Linked DNA regions of Homo sapiens: region 1 is linked to region 2. Evidence: read pairs that join two places in POLR2A ChIA-PET (ENCODE). Cell type or tissue: MCF 10A. All regions are shown on one strand. Region 1 overlaps KLRC4-KLRK1 (KLRC4-KLRK1 readthrough). Region 2 overlaps YBX3 (Y-box binding protein 3).

What was found. ChIA-PET counts read pairs that join two places held together with the same protein. Peaks named below come from ENCODE experiments on the same cell type or tissue, not always from the same donor. Only the 100,000 strongest peaks of a DNase experiment are listed, where the experiment ranks them.
Region 1: POLR2A ChIA-PET joins it to region 2 with 5 read pairs; 2 of 35 experiments call an interaction of 5 or more read pairs at or near these places.

The regions. Positions count from the first base shown.
Region 1 is chr12:10,372,043-10,377,042 of GRCh38, forward strand. It overlaps KLRC4-KLRK1 (KLRC4-KLRK1 readthrough), which reads right to left. Exons shown (of 13, transcript NM_001199805.1): 13 at 311-1,189. The coding sequence ends at 1,072. KLRK1 (killer cell lectin like receptor K1) reads right to left here. Exons shown (of 8, transcript NM_007360.4): 8 at 311-1,189. The coding sequence ends at 1,072. It overlaps KLRK1-AS1 (KLRK1 antisense RNA 1), which reads left to right. Exons shown (of 4, transcript NR_120430.1): 2 at 1,993-2,094. Among named protein-coding and RNA genes, the nearest start is that of KLRK1-AS1, 11 kb to the left of the region's middle. RefSeq lists a silencer at 155-355. In MCF 10A, no CTCF peak of the experiment used is centred here; a DNase peak (open chromatin) is centred at 2,119.
Region 2 is chr12:10,714,941-10,719,940 of GRCh38, forward strand. It overlaps YBX3 (Y-box binding protein 3), which reads right to left. Exons shown (of 10, transcript NM_003651.5): 2 at 4,140-4,203; 3 at 3,148-3,181; 4 at 754-843. Among named protein-coding and RNA genes, the nearest start is that of YBX3, 5.9 kb to the right of the region's middle. In MCF 10A, no CTCF peak of the experiment used is centred here; DNase peaks (open chromatin) are centred at 1,931, 2,691, 3,781 and 4,711.

The sequences.
Region 1 (5,000 bases), 340 kb before region 2:
GAGGTCCCGTTCCAGCCAGTGGAAACCGGACACAGCAGTAGTGTGGACATGTCAGGTTATAAATGACCCTGTCTCCTTTGTTCGGTGTACTCTCATGGCAGAACTGCTAGTGAGTGTACCCTTTCTGCAGGAAGTAAAAAATGGCCTTACTAAATAAATTAAATTTATGTTCAAGTCCTATTTCTTTATGACACCGGGGAACAAGCATTTCAAACAATTCCATTCTAATAACCCCAAGTCTTAGCTTTTTACGGAATCAATTGTAAAGTCTAAAGTCCAAAATCTTATCTAAATATCATCAAACAAGATATGCATGAGACTCAAGATTCTATTTATTCAGAGGCAAAATTCCTTCTTAACTGTGAACCTGTGAAACCAAACAAGTTATGTGCTTCCAAAATACAATAGTGGGACAAACATAGGATGGATATTACTATTCCAAAAGGAAGAAAGAGAGGAAGAGAAACAGTCATGGGACTCAAGCAAGTACAAATCATAGCAAAGGAAACGTCCTAAGATCTTACTTAAGGCTGGAGAATAATGCCTTTAAGATAATCATGGCCCACTGGGGCAGCACCACCTCCCTGACCCCGTTGGGTGGAGGACCCATTAAAAGTGGCAGCATGACCCCCACAGGCAGGGAAGGCACTGCCCATGCTGTGTCTCTCTGCTGTGGCCCTGCCCATGAGGCAATTTCCTGTGGAGGGTGGGGTTGCACTCTCAGTGATCTGCTGGCCTTCTCTTCCTTCACTGATCCCCTGGGTGTTGGTCCTACCTTTAGAAATTAAAACAGCACCCCTCCCCCAGCCCATCCACTCTGGGCTTGTGGTGGGAGAGGCAGCCTTGGGGATATCTGAATTGCCTTTAGGATCTCTCTTCTTTTGTCTTGGAGAATCATGCATGTTTGCAGTGAAATTGTTCTATGGTTTGGTCCTGTGGAGTCTAAGAAATCTGACAGTCTTTGGTCATTTTGTCCTGTTTTTGTTTGTTTCCTTTAGTCTCAGTTGGCAGTGTTACCGCTGGTGTAATCTCTTCTCTGTTCCTGGCTTTTATTGAGATGGTTGATCATCTTTACACAGTCCTTTGCATGCAGATGTACGTATTTGGAGTTGAACAGTTTTCTATATAGCCTTTAAAGCTCGAGGCATAGAGTGCACAGTCTCCCTTCTGCATTTCAATTATTGTTAGTCTAGAGGAGAGACAATTACAAATTACATACATGATTTTATTAACGCGGGAAAATAAAAATGAATCATACCTATTGAACTTCAAATACAGGAACTTAATACCATTTTAGGAGATTATGGACCATGCCTGGTCCTAATTCATAAACAAAATATAGCCAACTCAGATAATAAAAATAAAAATTATAAATAATGCGCCACTCTTTTTATCATACATCAGAAACTAGCCAATTCTGAAGTCTAAAATCTCTTCATATGTATACCCAAGTTAAATGAAAACTTTAGAATGTTTATTTTAAAACAAATATTTAAGTGAGAAATAAATTCAGTGTTCAATTTAGAATTTGATACTGTGTTTTGTGGAAAAATAAAACATTTTCTTCAGATATATGCAATTTTACTTGGTAAGGAAATGAAAATAAAATTTCAAATCTAATACATACATACACACATTCACAAGTGTGTATAAGTGTGTGTGTGTGTGTGTGTGCATATGTTTAGGCATTCCATGTGGAGATTTCTATATCTATATATGTGTTTTACTCTGGCATCTTTAATCTTTTGGAGTTATATGATTAATAATGATACTTTGTTTTCTTTCATAAGAGATGGGAAATAGAAAGCTCAAGAAAGAGTGAGGATGTCACTTCAATGTAAAATTGACAAAAAAATAAAAAGATTATGGTCTGATGCTATCCCTATTTAAAAAGACGATGTAATGATCTCTGTTCTGTAACTGAACAATCGGCCACTGTAGGGAGAAAACTATTCTTAAAGAGTTTTTGTTTTGTTGTTTGTTTGTTTTTAGACAGAATCTTGCTCCGCTGCCAAGGCTGGAGTGCACTGGTTCAATCTCGGCTCACTGCAAACTCTGCCTCCCAAGTTCAAGTGATTCTCCTGTGTCAGTTTCGTAAGTAGCTGGGATTACAGGCATGTGCCACCACATCCGGCTAATTTTTTTATTTTTAGTAGAGATGGTGTTTCACTACGTTGCCAGGCTGGTTATAAACTCCTGACCTAAAGCAATACACCCACCTCGGCCTCCCAAAGTGCTGGGATTACAGGTGTGAGCCACTGCACCCGGCCCCAGCTGAGATTTTTTAATAACTGCTCTTACTAGGTTCAGTCTACATTAGAGTCTCGTTCTTTTTTTCTTTCTTTCCTCTCTCTCTTTTTTTTTTTTTTGACAGTGTTTTGCTCTTGTCAGCCAGGCTGGAGTGCAGTGGCGCAATCTCGGCTCACTGCAACCTCCACCTCCTGGGTTCAAGCAATTCTGCTGCCCCTCAGCCTCAGGAGTAGCTGGGGTTACAGGCACTTGCCACCACATCTGGCTAATTTTTGTATTTTTAGTAAAGATGAGCTTTCACCATGTTGGCCAAGCTGGACTTGAACTCCTGACCTCAGGTCCTCCCAAAGTGCTGGGATCACAGGCGTGAGCCACTGCACCCGGCCTCATTCTTTTTAATATCACTTTGTCCATGTGTTCCTTCGATTTCTTTCTCTGTTTTTTCATACTACTTTCATTACACTTCTGCCAGAGTACCTAACTAACTACACTGGATTATTTGTTTGTAACTACATCTCTGACTAGAGTTTGAAGCTCTAAAATGAGTTTTATTCTACTCATCTCTGTAGTTATCTCTGCATAATTCCTGGAAATTGTGCAGTAATCAACCAATATTTACTACATGCATAAACAGAAAGTTAGTATGCTAGTTGTTTTGCTTCTGAAAAAAAATTTTGTCCTTGTAGATAGGAAAATATTGAGAAACTATGATATAAACTCTTATTTTTTAGAGAATCAATGTTTTTTCTGTTAAAAAAACTCTCAAGCCATACATAAATGAGGCCATCCTGGATCAATTCTAAGGTATACTGGGGCTTCCAAATTACAAATAGATAATAAGGAAGGAAGGTAGGGAGTTCTTGCTACAATAAACACAAGGGGAAAATTGAAAATAACACATGAGAGTAAAAGGTTGTGCATTGATCATTGCCAATTAATCATTAAAGTAGCAAAGTAAATTTAAAAATCAGCGAAAAGAGCACTTTTTTAGTCATTTAATAGTAAGTCTGGCTCCAGAGCCAGAAATATATATATTTGAGTCCTCATTGCAACAATTATTCATTTTGTAACTTAAGTGAGTTATTTAACATGTTAAGATTCTGTTGTATACCATTAGAATTAGGTTAAAATAACACCTGTATACAGGATTGTTAAGTATATTTAATGAAAGGATACATTTAAGTGCTTAAATCTGTGTCTGACAGACAGGAAGCACCTAATTAACCTAATTTTAACATTGATATTGTTGTGACTTTTTATTACATTGAAGAATTGGAAATTCAAATATCTAAAGTCCCCTTGAAATAAAGAATTATAATATTTACAATCTAGAGGACTTCTGCAATATTTGTGATATTATGAGACTGAAAAAAGGAAAAGCAGTAGTGACAAAATGCTTAGGTTTCATTCCTGATCGTTGTAGCTGAATGAAGAAATTACTGAACAGTGTAGTGACAGGTCAGATCTTTCAAATGGTAGAAATGACCTTTCTTGAATACTCTAGCATTAATCTGGAGAATTACAACTATATTCATAAGATCAGTGAACATTAAGATGTTGTCACTTAGTCTGGGTGTGCTGAATTGCTCTGTGCAATCAAGTGGGTAAAAGAGCAGGCTATAAAAACTACAGACATGGGACACTTCAGAATCCAGAAAGACCAAGCTGTAGTTCACCGGACACAGAAATGGAGATAAGAGATTTGAAGAAATAAAGAAATGTAAAGATATGCAGAAGGTCACCTTTGAATATTCAGCAGAGTACTTACTAATGCATGTATGTAAAAAACTACTCCAGGATGGAGAAAGAACTGTCTGAAAAGATTTAGGGTAAACAATACTTAGTGCTAACATAGGGTCTAGTATTTTGCCTGTTTCTACCAGCCATATTACAAAACTTTGTATTTCAAAGGTTATCACATAGAATACATAGAAAACAGCAGAATAAACATTTCTGATCAAATACACCTAAAACATTTTTAAAAACACACTATAGTCTAGTCCATAACACTGATGTCAATAAATTTAAGTTTTAAATTATACAAAATAATTCGCTAATGAAAATGAAATTAAATTAGAAATCAATAATAAAAATGTCTGAAAAATTCACAAATGTTGAAAACTAAATGACACATGTAAATAATCAATGAATCAAAGAATGCAAAAGACAATTTAGAAACTATTTTTAACTGAATGGAAACAAAAAGTAGTATCTCAAAATATGACGGGATGTTGCCAAATCATCTCACATATTAATAGTATAACTTTTATTAGAAAAAAAGGTTTCAAATCAACATATCAGCTTTCAATATAAGAAACTAAAAAAGCAAATTTAACCTACTATAAGAAGACAGTAAATAATAAAGATCAAAGCAGAAATCAGTGAGAAGAAAATTTTTACCTAAATGGCAAATAAGCACACACAAAAAAATGCTACTTAACATCATTGCATTAGTAAAATGCAAGTTAAAACTACATTCATATACCAAAACACATCATTTAGTGTGTCTGAAATTTACTTATTTATTTATTTATTTATTTATGAGACAGGGTCTTGCTCTGTCACTCAGGCTGGAGTGCAGCGGCGCAATCTCGGCTCACTGCAACCTCCGTCTCCCGGGTTCAAGCCATTCCCCTGCCTCAGCCTCCCGAGTAGCTGGGATTACAGACACCTGCCACCCCGTCCAGCTAATTTTTGTATTTTTAGTAGAGACAGGGTTTCACTGCATTGGCCAGGTTGGTCTTGAACTC
Region 2 (5,000 bases):
GGTTTCACCATGTTGGCCAGGCTGGTCTTGAACTCCTGACCTCAGGAGATCCGCCTGCCTCAGCCTCCCAAAGTACTGGGATTACAGGTGTGGGCCACCACGCCCAGCTGCAAAGCACTTTTAATATATTGTTAATACATAAGATAGTTAAATTTTAATCTGCATTTCGAAATACATACCTTTGGTATAAAAATATAAATTATTTTTAAATTGAGAAATCAGCTTTTCTTTCCATAATCAGAGTTGATCATTTATTAAATAAGAAATTAAAGTATCTTTATTGCAGAATGTTTATAATGACAATGTCAAAAATATTTCTGCTAGCTGGGTGTGGTGGCTCACACCTGTAATCCCAGTACTTTGGGAGGCTGACACAGGTGGATCACCTAAGGTCAGGAGTTTCAAGACCAGCCTGGCCAACATGGTGAAACCCCGTCTCTACTAAAAATACAAAAATTAGCCGGGCGTGGTGGTGGATGCCTGTAATCCCAGCTATTAGGGAGACTGAGGCAGAGGAATCACTTGAACCTGGATGGTGGAAGTTGCAGTGAACCAAGATCGCGCCACTGCACTCCAGCCTGGGCAAGAGGGAGACCCCATCTTAAAAAAAAAAAAAATTCTGTTTAAAAGTCACTTCCTGCTATTGTACAAAAATTCCAAAGTCATGTCAATTCATAAGGGGCTGATAGATAATTTATTGTGCAACAGTACTATGTGCCAGCACTTTGATACCCAACCACAATTTCCTCTCACCTTCTCTCCTTCAACCACATCAAACTCTACAGTTTCTCCATCTCCTACACTGCGCAGATATTTCCGTGGGTTATTCTTCTTGATGGCAGTCTGGAAAGAGAACAGAAAATTTTATTCGATGTATATTTCAATATTGGCCACAGATTTCACTGCTTTCAAGTACACCAGAGTGAACTTGAAGAAACTGTTGACCGATTCTTATTTTTCCACCATTCTCCCACTAAGTTGGATCTCCAACACAACAACAAGAAAGCACTATAAAACTATATTCCACATTACTTCCTTGATTTGTGCTATTCATCTTGACAGGTGGATTAAACAGAACATGTTTTTTCTATAACTGCAGTGTGTGCAGTGACTACACACTACTGTTACAGGCTGATCACCTGATCATATCAGATGTATTAATTACCTCAAACCATTAAGCTTCAGAGATTCTCTGAATCTCCGGAGGAGGAAAGGAGGCAGTGATAAAGAAAAACAAATTAAAATGCCAAGGGGATAAATATTTCTGACGAGTAAACAAAATTATCTCAAGAATCAGAACGTATTAGTAATAATCTGGCCTCCCCCCTCTCCTCCCATTTTGCAGATGAGTTAACACGAGGCTAACAGTTAAAGTGATTTATCTGAAGTCACAACCGTAACAGCCCCAGGGATGATGGGGGAAGTGGAGGAGGGGGAATTCATATCCCTGTACTCTACCTATATGATATTTATTCAACTTTTCTCCCATCACACAATTCATGTCAACAAATCCTACATTCCCTGATAATACATTAAAAGGTTAGTGAAGATGCTATTCTTCATTAAACATCTACACCTAAATATCTGCTTATGAATAGGTGCTGCTCTCTCTTGTTCCATCAATGAAGGCAGAAAATAATTCCTGCCATGCATTTCCATTTCTTTGGCTGGTATCTCTAAACAGTTAAAGGGGCTTGCGTTTCTATGGAACTAGGTCAACCTTATTTTATAAAGCGATTAAGCATGTGTAATCCAGCCCGTCCCCTAACTCTGAGTAGGAGGGAAAAGAAATAGTGAGCCAACAGAGCAGAGACCTCACCCATAGAGGAAAAAAGGCAGTTCAGGACAGGCACGCAGCATGAACATTCAGCCATTCCAAAAACAGCCCCTCCCTGCCGGCTCGCTCCCTTTTTCCTGTTAAACTGGGCAAGCCTCAACACATTGAGGTGACTCACCACACAACCTCACGGGGGCTGGAATCGGGTCATATACTCACAGGCTAATAAAGCCAGCCACCAATACAGCAACTTCTGAGGACCTTGACTCTAGCAGTCTTCAGAATTCTTACCCTAAAAGGTCTATTAACCTCAAACCTCCAAGTATTATAAACAACACTATTATGACCCTAAAAGTCACTGTATCTGAACAAAATAAATCTACTCAAATTATCTAAATGCAACTGAGATATATCCAGTCAAGTAGAAATATAAACAATAGAAACCACAGCTAGATACCACTATCTCCAACTCCTACGGTCACTCCAATACACACACAAACCTAAACAGAAGGAAACAAAAACACAGAAAATCAGATGTATTCTGGATTTCTGCACTGCAAGAGAATGGGCTGGCATTAGTACCTGCTGCTCTATCTTCCTTATTGTTATACTCTGAGAACGCATATTTCAGACAATTCACTGAAAACTAAATAAACAAAAAGAACACTAAGGATAGTATTCCTTCTCTTAACCTATTTTATAAAGGAAGTCTAGGACATATTAATAACAGAATAAATAACATCCTAGGCTAATAAAGCAAAGAAAAACTGAGGCACCTATAGCAGAGAAGCTCCATATCTTACCCATTTCCTCTATTTCCTGCAAATCTAAGGGAATTTGCAGCTTTTGACCTGGACACGTCCTAACATGCCTCATTTAACAAGAGTGAGGGCTACCCTGGGAACTGGAAGTTTTCTCATCTTACTATCTGCTTCTCTGCGCTATTTACTTCAATTGAGAGCTGCTCTGACAGAGGAGCTTTAACCAATACCTACCCAGGCAGAAGCCAGATTGGCTCCAGGCAAACACTAAGGAGGAACCACATCAGGAGAACAGGATGCTAAAAGGGAAACAGACTTTTCTTTTTTTTGCTAAGGACTCAAAGGCTTTAAAAATTAGAAAGTGGTCTAACCAAATATCACTTTATACAACTGCAAAAATAAAACTATTTGAAAACAGTTAATATGATGGGGTAGAAGAACTTATTTGCCAATCTTAAAATGTGGAACTGAACTCCTGTTGCAAAATAAATCACAGAAAGAGTTTAGATTAAAATAATAATCCATAGGACTTACTTTTGGGAAAGGGCTGACAGAAGATTACACACCCTCTCCTCACATAGCAAATGTAGTATTTATAATCCCTCTTACCTGATGTACAAATACATCTTCTTTGGTGTCATTTCTGTTGAAAGACAAAAAGCTCACAATTAAAGGTAGTACGTATGTGGAAAAACTTAAAAGAACCTATGTGTTATGAATTTAACTCCCAAGTCCTCAAAACACAACATATATTTTCACTTATTTTCTACACTCAATTCAGACACCTAAAATCCTTGTTAAACATTTCTAACTCCACAGGCCACCCACCTTCCTCCTCCACATTGCCACAGTGCTTAGATCCAAGCTCACAGACTCAACATACAGAAACATCCCGTTCCTCTGTCTCTTTCTGAATCACATGGTGTGTAATCAGAGCCTCAGATTTTCCTCCCAGCAAAAGCAAAGCAAGACAGTTAAAAGGACAGGGCACAGCTGTGAACTAGGCTCTCCTTACACTGAAACTTAAAACAGCCCCCCACCCCCACCCCACCAAAGGAGACAAGAAATTGGAGGACTTTAAGAAGGGGTGGGAAAGCAAAGAAAATGCCGATATCATGTGAAAACCTCATAATACTCCCAGCATCTTGTAGTTATGTTCTCATTCCTGTACGGTTAAAAGTTACCACAGTTTACAGTTTCTACATAGGACTGGACCAGAAGTGAGTTAAAGATCCAGCTCAATGACTCACTAGTTGGGTGACCTTAGGAAAGCTGCTTAACCAGTGTAAGACTCCGTTTCTCCATCTGTGAAATTATGGATATGGTCTCATTTATCCTAAGGCCCTTCCCATTTCTGATTTTATCTCCCCCTCCTTTTCTTCCTTAATGACTAGATTTTATGAAATAAGTTATTTATTAGTGTCCTGGAAATGTATTTTAAGTAATATTTAACAACCAGTAGCTTAGAAATGAGAATATTTACAGTGCTTAGAAACCTAAAAAATTTATATAAGCCATTAATGAAGGCTAAGGGATTTATAACTCCTGGTGCCACAATGTAAGTATAAACTTAAAACATGCAAATATACACACACACATACCGATTTATAAATCCATATCCATTTCTGACGTTGAACCATTTGACAGTGCCAAGGACTTTGGTGGCTAAAATAGGATTAAGCAGATAAATTAGTATCTGACCTACAGAGAGATATAGCTCATATCACTAAGATCTTGATAACATTAGACAAAGCCTAAACATACCTAAAGAAACCATTAAAAGCTTAATTCCAAAATACTTTAGAAAAAGAAAATGGAGCAAGCCAAGATCTCATAAGGAAATACTTTTCAGAAGACTAAACCTTTCTTCCTTATTCAACTTTTCAGGAAACTCGCAAGATAAGGAGTGGTTATAAGTCTATACAATTCTGTAATCATTAAAATTGAGAAACACTGAAGGAAAAAAAGAATGTTCAAGATGAATGTTCCAAGTTTTAACCTAGACAAATTTTATAAGTTCAAAATAGGAGCTACAATAAAAGAGTGAAAGACCTTAACACATCACTTTCATACTTGGAAATATTAGGCAAACTTTAATGAGAAACAAGGTGGCTCCTTGTTAACAGGCAATCTACAAAGACGTAAAGCAACTTGTCCAGTCGCCAAGTGGGAGCTCATCAGAGGAGTCAAGAATAATTATAGAACTGCTGCTGTCTCAATCCAGTTCTGTACTTACCACTCTGAGACGTGATATAACAGGTCTTTTCAAATCACATGATGAATTTGGGCTTGTTTCTTTGTTTACCTTGCTCTCTACAGTTTTGCGAATCAAACTTAAGCATTTTTCCATAAAATCCCCCTCTTTACCATAATGGTTGTCTCTACCTCATGAGCAGGACCACTTCTCTACAATGCCTGATTTTAGCAGAATTGAGAGAAGGAATCTAAACAAAATAAAACTT